4 separate regions of the Homo sapiens genome follow, and regions 1, 2 and 4 are each linked to region 3. A link is a contact called in ENCODE Hi-C or POLR2A ChIA-PET data. All regions are on one chromosome and are shown on one strand. Each heading gives the region's core, a stretch centred on a gene start or an enhancer-like site at or near the end of the contact. The rest is flanking DNA. Distances are from core to core; before and after follow the strand shown. Region 1 holds the start of PIP4K2C (phosphatidylinositol-5-phosphate 4-kinase type 2 gamma). Region 2 has its middle 340 kb from the start of LINC02403. Region 3 holds the start of GIHCG (GIHCG inhibitor of miR-200b/200a/429 expression). Region 4 holds the start of DCTN2 (dynactin subunit 2).

The links. Hi-C counts contacts between places; a loop is a spot of excess contacts on that map. ChIA-PET counts read pairs that join two places held with the same protein, here RNA polymerase II (POLR2A). Pooled maps may share reads with other maps.
Region 1: a pooled map shows a loop between it and region 3 (4-fold over the local background). The contact joins the promoter of PIP4K2C here to the promoter of GIHCG in region 3. A Hi-C loop is called at or near these places in 6 of 50 pooled maps.
Region 2: a loop to region 3 is called in a pooled map, with 4 times the contacts of the local background. The contact joins the enhancer-like site here to the promoter of GIHCG in region 3. A Hi-C loop is called at or near these places in 10 of 37 single-sample maps with no recorded cell type and 10 of 50 pooled maps. POLR2A ChIA-PET finds 5 or more read pairs at or near these places in 2 of 52 experiments (PC-3 and activated naive CD4-positive, alpha-beta T cell).
Region 4: a pooled map shows a loop between it and region 3 (5-fold over the local background). The contact joins the promoter of DCTN2 here to the promoter of GIHCG in region 3. A Hi-C loop is called at or near these places in 7 of 50 pooled maps. POLR2A ChIA-PET finds 5 or more read pairs at or near these places in 3 of 52 experiments (PC-9, activated CD4-positive, alpha-beta T cell and common myeloid progenitor, CD34-positive).

Annotation. Positions count from the first base shown.
Region 1 is chr12:57,589,416-57,592,891 of GRCh38, forward strand. PIP4K2C (phosphatidylinositol-5-phosphate 4-kinase type 2 gamma) reads left to right here and starts at 1,777. Exons shown (of 10, transcript NM_024779.5): 1 at 1,777-2,048. The coding sequence starts at 1,875. RefSeq lists enhancers at 1,385-1,434, 1,515-2,016 and a silencer at 1,615-1,874.
Region 2 is chr12:58,423,946-58,427,194 of GRCh38, forward strand. No RefSeq gene overlaps it. Among named protein-coding and RNA genes, the nearest start is that of LINC02403, 340 kb to the left of the region's middle. RefSeq lists enhancers at 1,137-2,084, 2,089-2,168, 2,349-2,468. Within about 2 kb of position 1,671, at least 15 of the 41 ENCODE cell types and tissues checked have a DNase peak (open chromatin) inside an H3K27ac peak, as active enhancers do; they include PC-3, where a contact is called at or near this core.
Region 3 is chr12:57,934,343-57,937,461 of GRCh38, forward strand. GIHCG (GIHCG inhibitor of miR-200b/200a/429 expression) reads right to left here and starts at 1,822. Exons shown (of 3, transcript NR_038269.1): 1 at 1,497-1,822; 2 at 1,128-1,211. RefSeq lists enhancers at 1,247-1,747, 1,748-2,248.
Region 4 is chr12:57,545,840-57,549,232 of GRCh38, forward strand. It overlaps DCTN2 (dynactin subunit 2), which reads right to left and starts at 1,353. Exons shown (of 14, transcript NM_001261413.2): 1 at 1,189-1,353; 2 at 189-257. The coding sequence starts at 1,224. RefSeq lists an enhancer at 1,482-1,621.

The DNA of each region.
Region 1 (3,476 bases), core at 527-3,026, 340 kb before region 3:
CTGGTGGAGCAGAGTGTTCCCTGACTCCTCCACGGAAAGGGAGACTCCCTTTCGCGGTCCGCTAAGCAACAGGTGCCTTCCCAGGCACTGGTGTTACCGCTTGACCAGGGAGCCCTCAAATGGCCCTTATGCGGGCGTGACAGAGGGCTCACTTCTTGCCTTCTAGGTCACTTCTCACAATGTCCCTTCAGCACCTGACCCTATACCTGCCGGTTATTCCTAGGTTATATTAGTAATGCCACAAAGAGTAATATTAAAAGCTAATGATTTATAATGTTTATACTGATGATTGATAATTGTCCATGATCATCTCTATATCTAATTTGTATTGTAACTACTCTTTATTCTAACTATTTTCTTTATTATACTGCAACAGTTTGTGCCTTCAGTCTCTTGCCTTGGCACCTGGGTAATCCTTTGCCCACAACTCCTGACCTCAGGTGATCCTCCCGACTCGGCCCCGCAAAGTGCTGGGATTATAGGCGTGAGCTACCGCATCTGGCTTTTTTTTTTTTTTTTTTTTTTTGAGACAGAGTCTTGCTCTGTCGCCCAGGCTGGAGTGCAATGGCATGATCTGGGCTCACTGCAACCTCTGCCTCCTGGGTTCAAGCGATTCTCCTGCCTCAGCCTCTCAAGTAGCTGGGACTACAGGCACCTGCCAACATGCCCGGCTTTTTTTTTTTTTTTTTTGAGATGGAGTCTCACTCTGTCACCCAGGCTGGAGTGCAGTGGCGTGATCTCTGCTTGGCGTGATCTCTGCTTGGCGTGATCTCGGCTCACTGCTACCTCCGCCTCCTGGGTTCAAGTGATTCTCCTGCCTCAGCCTCCTGAGTAGCTGGGATTACAGGCTCACGCCACCACGCCCGGCTAATGCCCGGCTAATTTTTGTATTTTTGTAGAGACGAGGTTTCACCATGTTGGCCAGGCTGGTCTTGAACTCCCAACCTCAGGTGATCCTCCCGCCTCGGCCTCCCAAAGTGCTGGGATTACAGGCGTGAGTCACCGCGCCCGGCTTCGTTCTTTCTTGTCTCCATGTCTTTGTATGCTGTTCTCTTTGTCTAGACAGCCTTTTAACCTCTATTCCTGAACTCCACCCACCCTTCCAAACTCAGTAAAGTCTCTATCCTCTTTGAAGCCTTCCCTGACCAGCTACACTTCCTTTCTTTGTATCATTGTCTTTGCTTCATACACAGTTCTAGGATAGCTCATACTTTGCATACTGCAAACTTGATCTCCATTGGCCAGCCAGTGCCATTAGACTCCCAACTACTTCGGGGCAGTCACTGTCCTATACCCTGCTTCAATAAAAGGAAAATCAGCCCCTAGAACAGGACCTAGTACAACTAAGTGCACAATAAATACTTGTTAAATGAATGAATGAATTTCAAGACGCTTGAGACCACTGGTAAGAATTTTGGGTTTCCAAAACCCTCCCCTTCCCAACCCCCATTCGGTAAGAATGCTTTCGCATTAGCATCAGGTCCGAGGTTACTCATTAGAAACTGGGCAAAGCCGGAAGGCGGCCACTTTGCAGCAAAGAAGCCCTAGACCTTGGGAGTCAATCAGGCCAGCCCAGGCCGCACCACGGTCTCCTAGTTGACAGTTCGAGGGGCCTCGCGGGCCGCTTGCTTCGTCAGCTTACAGGGATCCCGCACGCCAGGTGAGCCCACACACTGAGCGGACATTGGGGCAGGCAGGCAGGCGCCGGGGGGCGGGGCCAGCGTCGCCCCGCCCCGTCCTGCCTCGCCCTGTTCGCGCGTCCGCTGTCCGGCCTCCGGTCACGTGACAGCAGCGCAGGTGAGCGCCGCTTCCGGGGTCGGGCGCCTGGATAGCTGCCGGCTCCGGCTTCCACTTGGTCGGTTGCGCGGGAGACTATGGCGTCCTCCTCGGTCCCACCAGCCACGGTATCGGCGGCGACAGCAGGCCCCGGCCCAGGTTTCGGCTTCGCCTCCAAGACCAAGAAGAAGCATTTCGTGCAGCAGAAGGTGAAGGTGTTCCGGGCGGCCGACCCGCTGGTGGGTGTGTTCCTGTGGGGCGTAGCCCACTCGGTGAGAACCAGCCCTAGACCCCCGCAGCCCTGTCCAAACCCCTCGGCTCCGAGGCGTCCCTGTTTCCAGGCTCCAGCCTCCGGAGCCCCACGCAGTGCCACTCCCCTCCCCCGGGTTGTCTTGGTCCCTGCCCACCAACCCCAGGTGTTCCCCCAGCAGGTTTTCTGACTGTGGACTTTTTTCTCCCCAACAGTTCTTTACTGCTCCACTCTAGTTCCACCTTCCCCCCGTGAAATCCAGCTCCCTGTGCTTTGACTCCTTCCTGCCATGTCTAGCTTCAGCCTCAGGCTACGCGGACTGGCCAGGACCGGGCGCAAGCGGGGAGGACATTAGGGGGAGTGGCTTTTTCTCGGGTGGTTGTTGGTGAGAGTGTAGGTGGAGGGTGAGGGGCCGAGGGGAGTAGATGGATGAAAAGGTTCTTTCACTTTGCTTTCCACCTTGCTTCCCAGCCCCGGTCCTTGGCTTTTGAATCTTGGTTTTGTCTCGGGGAAGCTCCAGGTTTCCTGGGCTTTCTAATCCTGCTTGTCCCTTCCTTTCCCTTCCAGAGGTACAGCATTTTAGAGAAGCTACCCCACCCTGAGCTAGAAGTTGCACACTCTCAGGACTTATGTATATATGCCTTTGGTCTTAACTGCATCCTTATCGCTGGCTAGAGCGATCGTGTTTGGTGTAGGTGGTGGCGATTGTTGACCAAAGAGAAGGCTGAGGGGCTCTGTTCCTGAGGTCACTATGGTGGTGAACTTTTGAAGCAGGAAACTGCTCTGGGAGTCAGGAGGAGGCCAAGGAGACCTCCATCCCCTTTCCTGAGGATACCTCAGCTGAAAGAAGCACAGCCATTGCCCATCTTCCGTCAGGTCTGGAGTGGGAGAAATGCAGTTATCTTGAATGTGACACGGAATATTTTCGAAATCAGCGTTCTTGAATATAGTCATGGCTAGGCTGTGGAGATGGAAGTTGTGAGGAAGAATACGCGTTTTGTCACATTTTTAATTTGTGGTAAAGAATTTCTTAACCAAAAATTAAGAATGTTGTTTGTGGCCAGTCGGATCTCTTTTGGATTTGTGGCTCTCTGGGTGGTAAGCTCTTAGTGAGTATTCAGTGGAAGGCACTTGGTATGGGGAAGGCTGATGGAGGTAGGGCTGCCTCTCATATGTACCTTCCAGGTGATTCATCCATTCCCTGTGGGATGCTTAACAGGGAGGGTTTTCCCTTGTTAAGGATTGGGGGAGTTACATGTAAGACCTACCTCAGCTTCACTAGGTATATATACTTTAGCCCCAGCACCCCACCCTCTGCCAACACACATCTACTTCAAGTGTTTGGAATGGAGAAATTCCTTGAACATATGTCTTAGTGATGATTCAGCTTGCTTAGCAGGTGGGGAGGAGGGGGCAGGAGGAGCTATAGCTGAATTTTAGGCTGGGAGTC
Region 2 (3,249 bases), core at 421-2,920, 490 kb after region 3:
AATGGCAGACACATGAGAAACTCTGAAAACAGAGTTAAAGCTACCCTTTTTGCGAGGGAAATTAACATCTATACAAAAAATCTCAATTTGTAAAGCTATCTCTCTGTCTGTCTGTCTCTCTCTCTCTCTCTCTCTCTCTCTCCCTGCCCCCCAACCCCTAGCCAAGAAGAGATGTATGATTATAAATCATTTAAGACTCTTATCAATGGAGAAGGCACCCACTTAAATCTGCATAACAAACTTTTCTCTTATTTACTATGCTTTTCCCATACCATTCTTTCTTTCTTTCAGTGGTAGATTGTCTGTAAACCCAAGTCTAAACCATCTCTTTGAGATTTAGTGATTTCTCTAGATAGCTCCCATGTATACATGAGGTTACATGTTAATAAAATTGTGTGTTCTTTTCTTATCAATCTGTCTTTTGTTATAAGGGCCCATTCAACTAAAAACTATGAAAGTAAAGAGAAAATCCTTTTTCCTGTCCTACACCTTAAATAGGGAACATATGACTAAAAATATTCAGTCAAAAAGAATTTTTCTGAATTGATGCTGAGTTTCTGTCAAGAAAATTTGTGGATACCATACAAGGGAAAAAATGGGAACATAAAATTCTCACTTTCTGGTGCATAAAGCAGTGGGTTCATTTGTTAATATGGCTTTTAGTTTCATTATCAAAATTTGAACTTTTATGGTACATTAGCTGAGCTATTTCTAACATTCTTCTGAAAATGAGAAGATTCATGTCAAAAATTGGCTGTGACATATTTCTAATAAACAAATGGATAAGTGACTATCAGCTGCCTCTGCAATTCCTACTGACTTGAAAACTGCTTACTTTGAACCATTCAGGATAATTCTAGAAAGTTATAATGATTTTCTGGGAACATGCAAATAATGAAAGTCTGAGAAGTGATTACATTACCATAGTTTTACTCTGGAACTTGGCATAATGAAACTGAAACTTTTGTCAACAGTTAAAAATATTTGAGATTCGCTGAAGCAATCTAGTGCTAATGTCTGGAGTTGACTTTATAATTGAGACAATATGAGCCCTACTGAATGCAGTTATTGTGATAGAAAGCTAATCTAAAGAAAGTAGGAACACAATAGACTGCACACATTCTCAACCAGTTTCAATTTGGTATTTCAGTTTTAACAGTAAAGGTATCAGACTGCTGAATATTTTATTGTTGTGTAACCACCAAGGATACTGTGTAGACAGGTAAGATATTTTAATTTTCCCTCCTCTGGTGAATACAAGACCCATCAATGTCAGGAGTGGCACAGTGCAGCTATAAAGTAATATTTTCTTTTGCATTCCAACAGCAGAAAACATCTCTGGCTGCCAACAGTATCTGTATTTAAATTCTTCAGAATCACAGTTTCTTGTTCTTGCAAAGGACACACATTAGGGCCTGAATGGCCTTTGAAACTCATCTTATTTGTATTTGAGTGAGGGCTAAATTATATATCTTTTCCACACTAGGAAGAAAGAAAGTGGATTAAAGAAGAAAGATAGCTGTTTGAAATGCACAATGCCTTTACTAGGAACTAAAGGAATTGCATTCAATGGAAGCTGAATTTCAGACTAGTAAATGTGTTGGTAATCCTCTCTTTGTTTACTGAAAATGAATCACTTCTCAGTTTCTGAAAGGAAACAAAGAAATGTGCCCTGTGTTTGCAAAGGCTATAAATCCTCTAGTTGAGGCCATTTCAAGCTCACTGAGACTGCTGGTAAGGTTGAGTCATGCTTTCAAGAATGCATGGTGCAGTTTCAAAAAGAAAAAACAAAATGTGTTCCGAGTCAGCAGCGTTGCTGAGCAAACTGATGGTGAGTTTTCTGGAGAATCAGCCTTCAGCTCTGTGCCCACAGTCAGGTCACCCATTTATTCCTCAGAGTCAAATGGCAAATGTGTTCGTGCTGGTAAAGGTCAGTCAACACATTCAACTCTTACCCTTGGAGAGAAAGCTGGAAACCATCTTGGACACTTCTCATTGGCTTAGGAATGTCAGCTGAACTTGGAAACCTGCCCAGACTGTATTTTGCCATGACTGGCAGAGATAGGGTCTCCCACCAACTTCTCAGAACCACACTTGCAAAGATTAACTCTTTTGCACAGGAAACACCAACTTTCTATCTGGCCACATTGCTGCCTGAGACATGGCTTCTATTCTGAAGAGCTGCCAAGAGGGAGACTCTGTATGGCTGAATAGGAACAGCTCTGGTCTGCAGTTCCCAGTGAAATCAACACAGAAGGCCTGTGATTTCTGCATTTCCAACTGAGTGTAAACAAAGCTGCCAGGAAGTTCGAACTGGGCGGAGCCCACCGCAGCTCCACAAAGCCTCTGTAGCCACACTGCCTCTCTAGATTCCTCCTCTCTGGGCAGGGCATCTCTGAAAGAAAGGCAGCAGCCCCAGTCAGGGGCTTATAGATAAAACTCCCATCTCCCTGGGACAGAACACCTGGGGAAAGGGGCGGCTGTGGGCACAGCTTCAGCAGACTTAAACATTCCTGCCCATTGGCTCTAAAGAAAGCAGAGGATCTCTCAGCACAGCCCTTGAGCTCTGCTAAGGGACAGACTGCCTCCTCAAGTGGGTCCCTGACCCCCATGCCTCCTGACTGGGAGACATCTCCCAGCAGGGGTCGACAGACATCTCATACAGGAGAGCTCCAGCTGGCATCTTGTGGGTGCCCCTCTGGGGGACGAAGCTTCCAGAGGAAGGAACAGGCAGCAATCTTTGCTGTTTGGCAGCCTCTGCTAGTGATACCCAGGCAAACAGGGTCTGGAGTGGACCTCCAGCAAACTCCAGCAGACCTGTATCAGAGGGGCCTGTTAGAAGGAAAATTAACAAATAGAAAGGAATAGCATAAACATAAAGAAAAAGGACGTCCACACGGAAACCCCATCTGAAGGTCACTAACATGAAAAACCAAAGGTAGATAAAACCACGAAGATGAGGAAAAACCAGCACAAAAAGGGTGAAAATTCCAAAAAGCAGAACGCCTCTTCTCCTCCAAAGGATCACAACTCCTCACCAGCAAGGGGACAAAACTGGATGGAGAATGAGTCTGATGAATTGACAGAAGTAGGCTTCAGAAGGTGGGTAATAACAAATTCCTCCGAGCTAAAGGAGCATGTTCTAACCCAATGCAAAGAAGCTAAGAACCTTGAAAAAAGGTTAGAGGAATTGCTAACTAGAATAACCAGTTTAGAGAAAACATAAATGACCTGAAGGAGCTGAAAAAC
Region 3 (3,119 bases), core at 572-3,071:
AACTCCTTTTTCATCTTCTTTCCCCAAACTCCTGACCTACATTCCTGCGCCCTTTCCCCTGATAAATCCCACAGATTTCTCAAATCCAGCAGCTGAATTGGATTCATGTGCTATGGATACACATAAATAAGTTTGCCCCATGTTCAAGAAACTCACAATAAAGCACCTTCTCTCCCCAAACCTTCTGCTGATTTTAGTATCAATGTTACTAACTCCTTCTTATTACCAAGGGGAAATCTTGGTATTCTTTTTGACTTCTTCCTCTTTTTCATATTTAATTCTTTAATTCAAGCAATTATCCCTCTTGTTGAGGTCCTTTCACCTATAGCAGAGGTTGAAAATTAGTGACCCACAAATTGTATCTAGCTAGTAGAGGTGTTTTGTTTTGTATAATATTATCAAAAATATGATTTTCCTGTTTCTCCTGAAAAATCAGGCAACACTGAGTCCTTATTTTTGCAAGAATTGGCTGGAGTTTTAGATGGGACAGCTCAATCAACTCTAACATTCCAATCTCTATCACTCCTTGCTTTTGTCACATTCAGTCCATTTCCTCACTTATGAAACTTTCTTAGTCCCTAATTTAGGCATCTGAGTTTGCCGTCTCTGGCCTATATGATCATAGACTGTCAGTAGTGGAAGAGATATTAAAAGATCAACTCGTCTAACAGTCTCCTGCTTCCTCTCCCCACTCTTTAAGAGACGGAGAAATGAGGTCTAAAGAGCTTACATTACCCAATCAATTTCATACAGCTAATGTGTAACAGGATTCTATAATATGCCATTAGGCCTCCTCCCTCATACGGATCATGTTAAACTTATATTTTCCCTTTGGTTTAATTGCTAGGAACCTCAGAGCCCAATTTGTGGCACCCCTCTAGTAAATACACGGACCTTTTGGTATGAAGTTTTGGGGTATTAATATACCCCTGGCTTTATTTTGTTTTCCAATTACCTTTACCTCAGTTTCTCTTCATCATTTTCTCCTATTATAGTGTGTATTTTTTTTCCCCAAGCATACTCAATCTTTTGTGAAAGAGGTACATCCGTACAGGCGTAAACTGTCGGGCTGTATTGTCTGGCTCCCAATTTCTTTCTTTCACTGTCATTCTGCTTTGGCTACTCACATTCTCTGTTTTCCTTGACAGCCAAACTTCTTGAAAGAATTGTCTTCACATGCTGTGTCCACTTCATCCTGTCTTTTCAATTCACTGTAAACAGATTTAAAGCCTTCAATGCCTTCTTTGTTGCTATGATATTAATACCAAAATTATATTGTATTCATCCATATATGAAGGACACAAAATGGTTTTCCCTAAATTATCTCAACTATGAAAAAATATGCAGAGAAAAAAATTAATAGGTAATGCATGAAAATGTTACTTCTGGGTAGCTGGATGACTGGTGAGATTTATTTTCTTTTAAAAATTTTCCACAGTTTTAAAAACAAGCGCATTAGAACACATCCCGATGTAAATTAGAAATTCTCAACTTACATTTTCTAAAAGGAGGCAGAAAACTAGAGAAGCGACAGTGAGGAGCCACTGGGCCACACTTCATTTCACCTTAAGACTGACTCAGAGAAAAACAAGAGGGTACGACTCAGATCCCCGGGGCCAGCAGCAGGGCCGCGGGGCACGACTGGATAACCGCTTGTGAAGAAAATTTTAAGAGAGCCCTCACGACCCTTTAGCGCATCCTAAAAGACCTCTGAATATCTCTGCCTCTCCCGCTAACGGCTCCAAACCGCAGATAACGGTCAATCGCCTCCGGTTGTCCTGGTAACAGCCAGCAACCACAACCCTGCCTGCGTAACTCCTCCCAGAACACCGTGCGTCTTATCGCTTCACTTCCGGGTTCGGAGGGCCGACTTCTTCCGGAAGTATCTGCCTGCCAGTCACCTGGCGTTTTCTGGCTGTGTGGCTTTACTAGACAGAATGTGGCGTATTGTTGGGCAGGGCCCTGAGGACCCTTTTGTTGTTTCCCCCCCGTTTAACAGGACTGGAAAGCTAAGCAAAGGCTTTACTCTCACGGAATTGGATGAATTGGACGTTAGTTTTTAAAAAGCCGAAGGGTACATGTTAGCTTTATTTAACCATTCCACAATGTATATATATTTCAAAACATGTTTTATACTATAAATATAATTTTTATTTGTCAACTAAAAAACAGCATTAAGTGTTAAAAGCTGTTAAGTCAGAATATAGAGATGAATCTTTGAAATTAGAATGCTTTATTTGGGAAGAAAATAGTAATTTGGGGCATATATGTAGACTGGGGTGGTCTTCGGGATGTCTGAAGAGTGAAGAGGTTAGAGACTTTATAAGAAGGAGAAATGTTACGTATTGGTCTCCAAGAGAGTTTATTGGCACTATTAATGTTTTGGTGGGGTTGGCAAACTGATTGCTGAGTGACGGTGGTGGGTAAAATTAGTCTTAGAATTGTAGCAGACTGTCTTAGTAGCCTTTAGATTAAATTGGTTTTAAGTGTTAGCAGGCAGTTTCAGCAGCCAGGCCTGTAGAGAATTATATTTTTCAAGTGATATTTGTGACCTGAATGTTTTTTCCCTCTGGCCTCTCCACTCTTTAACTGGTATGACAAAAGTGACCCGATTTATATGATCAACTTTCACAGCTGACAGGTGGTAAACTCTTTACAATTATATGTAATTTATTTGTTACTGTGATAGATTTATACAATTTTAAATAATTTAGTTCCCATTAAAAAAGCAATTATTTTTGCTTTAGAAAATGAAGGCCAAAAAAACCCCCAAAACACAAAACCTCCAAATCCTACCCATTTAAGGACAACCAATGTGAATACTTTGTAGGAGTCTTCCAGACCCTTTCTATGAATTATAGTAAGTACAAATTCAAAATGGAATCATACTGTATATGCTAGTTTGGAACTTAAAAAACTTTTTTTTTTTTGAGACAAAGTTACTGTGTTGCCCAGGCTGCAGTGTAGTGGCCCGATCTCGGCTTACTGCAACCTCTCCACCACCTGGGCTCAAGCAATTCTCCTGCCTCAGTCTCCTGAGTAGCTTGGGATTATAGGCGGCGCCACCACACCCAGCTAATTTTTGTATTTTTAGTAGAGATGAGGTTTCACCATGTTGG
Region 4 (3,393 bases), core at 103-2,602, 390 kb before region 3:
TCCCTCCTGCCATTGCTCATTGGTGGCTGCAAGCCCAGCAAGGTCTTTGCAAGCCCTGCAACCTATATACCACCCAGGCTGGGGTTGGCATACCCGCTTATTGCTGTAGCTCCCCCGAGAAAGGGAAGGACCTGTCTAGGGGAGAAAGGTCAGAGTCCGGAGGAGTCTGTGGCAGCACACATTCTTACCGCATCGAACTCCGCTTGATCATCCTCAGGTAGGTCGCTAGTTTCATAAACATCTGGCTCATTCCTGGCCTGCAGGTAGAAGCAGTGACCACCCAACCTCACTACCCAGCATCCAACAACACCCCTTCCCCCACTCCATTTGAATAAGCTAACAGAGAAGGCGGGGTGTGATGTCAGGGTTCTGTCCTTTCTCCTCCACCTGCCCCGTGAGTCAACAGTATGTCAGTTCCCATGTCTCAAGGGGTAGGGATGACAGCGGAAACAATTGGGACCTGACAGTAAACGGTGAGTGTAAGTGATAGCAACGATGTTACCCTAAATCTAGAGGCGGGCAGGTCCTTGGCAATCACTATTGCCAAAGAAGGTGAAGGCTATCCTCCAATTAGGCCCCGTACACCACCACCCTGGCACAAGGATTGAGAGTGACTCAGGACCTTAGTACTCAAGGTCCTGTGTCCCAACCCTCACCTTGAGAAGCAGGCAGGGCAGCACAAAAGGAAGGTACACGCCAGGATTGTCATGGGAGTGGGGGCTGGGGGAGGGCATAGGTTCCCTCAAGGATAGAGCTCCCCATCTGGCACAAGAGGGTTCTGCCAGATGGCAGAACCTCTTCCTTGGCAGGATGAAGGCCATCGTTAAGTGGTCTGGTGTGTGTGTCTGGGGTAGCGATGGGGTCTTATGGAGAGATTTGGGGGGGACATGGGAGGCGTTGACACGGATGGTGGAAAAACTCAGGCACAAGAGGTCAGTACCCGGAGTCGATTTCTGGGCCGAGCTACCGGCGACTGCCGGAAAGGGGGCCTGGTGCGCCGTCCGGCGGCCCGGCCCAGTCGGGTCAGAAGAGTTCGGGGGGTGCTGAGGCCGATCGGAGAACGAGCGGCGGGAGCCCTTGGGCGGAGGATGGGCTGCAGGCGGGAGGGGTCGCGGGCTGGTTTCTGCTGGGGGTCCTTGGGAGGTCGGGGGCGCGGTCCTGGGGAGCCGGGGCCGGTCCTGTACTCACAATGCCGGGAAGGTCGGCGTATTTAGGGTCCGCCATGGCGGCGGCGAGACGGGCTGGGGGACCCGGGCCTCGGTGGAGCCGGGGCCGGTGTTCGGGTAGGGGAGAGGCTGGGTTCGGGTCCCGGGCTAAGGCGGCGGCAAAGGGAGCGGCAGATGAGCAGGAAGTCTCGCGACAGCAGTAGCACAGCAGAAGGGTAAAGCAAAAGTCGCGAGAACAGCCCTGCTGCCACACCCCTGGAGAGGCCGGGATTGGGGAGAACGAGGCCAGGGAATGAGGTAATGGCCAGGGGACGCCGCCTAGGATTGTGGGATGTGTAGTTTTGGTGTACTGGAGCTTGGGCGGGGAGCGACAATAACGAACCTTGGGGAGCTATTTCATACAGCCTTTTCTCTCACTTTTACAGCAAGTCAGTGAAAGAACATTTATAATTCCTGTTTGGGGCTCCCAGGAATAAAATGACTAGATTAAATGATACAGGTAGTCATACTGTGACACAGCCGGGGTTTCAAAAACAAGAAGTTTGCTTGATACTGTGTATTATAAAAACAAAATAAAAACAAGAAGTAAAATTTAGTAAACGCGTAGTGTATGTTAGGAATGAAAAAGTTAGGCAATCTTCTCAAGTAAGGGCTTTCAGATAATTTGAATTTCAGATAATAAGTAGGTGTGTGTGTGTGGTGTGTGGTGTGTGGGTATACTAACCCCCCAAAAATTAAGTATCTGAAATTCACATTTAACTGGGCATCCTGTTTTTGTTTTTTGTTTTTCAAATCTGGCAATTCTATCTGAAGTTCATAAGTAGGTAAGTGGTGTCTCCATGTCTGTCTGAACACTCTCTGGGCTCTTAACTACTTCGTTAATAGTTCTCAGACTTTTATTTATTTTTCAATTTTTTCAATTTTGTGGGTACACAGTAGGTGTATGTATTTATGGGACACATGAGATATTTTGATACAGGCATGCAATGTGAAATAAGCACATCATGGAGAAGAGGGTATCCATCCTCTCAAGCATTTATCCTTTAAGTTACAAATAATCCAATTACTCTTTAAGTTATTTTAAAATGTACAGTTGAGTTATTCTTGACTATAGTCACCCTATTGTGCCATCAAATAGTAGGTCTTATTATACTTTCTAATTTTTTGTACCTATTCACCAACCTTACCTTCCGTTCTCAGACTTTTAAATTTCATCGTTCAATAAAATTAAAACAACTACAAACCTTGAAGATTTGCCTTTTTATTTTATCAAGTAAGTATATTACAAATAGAAAACCTATTATTTACTGTCACCATCATTACTTGGTAGAAAAGCAAGAAGGACACACTCAGAATAAAAGATAGTCCTTTGAAACTTATCAAATCCATCTTTATATTAAAAAAAAACTCACCATTGTTCTTTTGGAGGTGAGGGCATACTCAGTGAACTTTTGTCTCTGACCAGTGACCCTCCATGGACTGGCATTTTGAAACCCCTTTACTAAAGATGCCACCTTGGAGCCCCTGGGGACCCAAGGATGGGATGTTTCCCAGGATGTTTCCTGAGCTTGCAGGATGCTGCAACACTTAGAAATTGTGCCAAACCAAGTGACTAGAGAGTTCCTGAGTTCGGAACTCGTTGTCTTTCTTTCTCCTGGCTCCTCCCCAAGCCTCTATCCCTTTCTCCATAGTCCTACAGCTTTCCTGTCCCATTCCTTATGTTGGACTCTTTTCTTTCAGTTCCCTTAAGATTCAAGGTAGGTTAGAGGTGTAGCCCCAATGTGGGAAACCCCCTGAGTTCTGAATAGTTAGGTCTTGTCTGGCCAGGCTATCAGCCTCTTACTTTTGTCCCATAGTGTCTTAAGTGACCTTAACCACTCACCAGACAGTTGCTGAGCAGAACTTTCCTTTCCTCCTCCTTCTCCCATCCACCCTGCCCTTCCTCTTTGCCTAGAACCTCAACTCCTGCAGTCCAACTCTCTGTTGGCCAGCAGAGGCCTGTGACATGGAGAAAAATCAATTTGGCCAGCTTCTTGGTGGTTCTTTCCAGGGGCTGCAGCAGGAGTCTGACCCAAAGGAAGGAAGGACAAGGAATCTCTGGGCTTGGCATTTCTTTCGTTTTTCTTCCCCCACACCTTTTTTTTTTTGGCCAGGGAAGGGGGCTGAAGTATTGGGACTCTATCCTCCAATGGTTACTGAGACAGAAAACACACACTCCCGTAGGTAT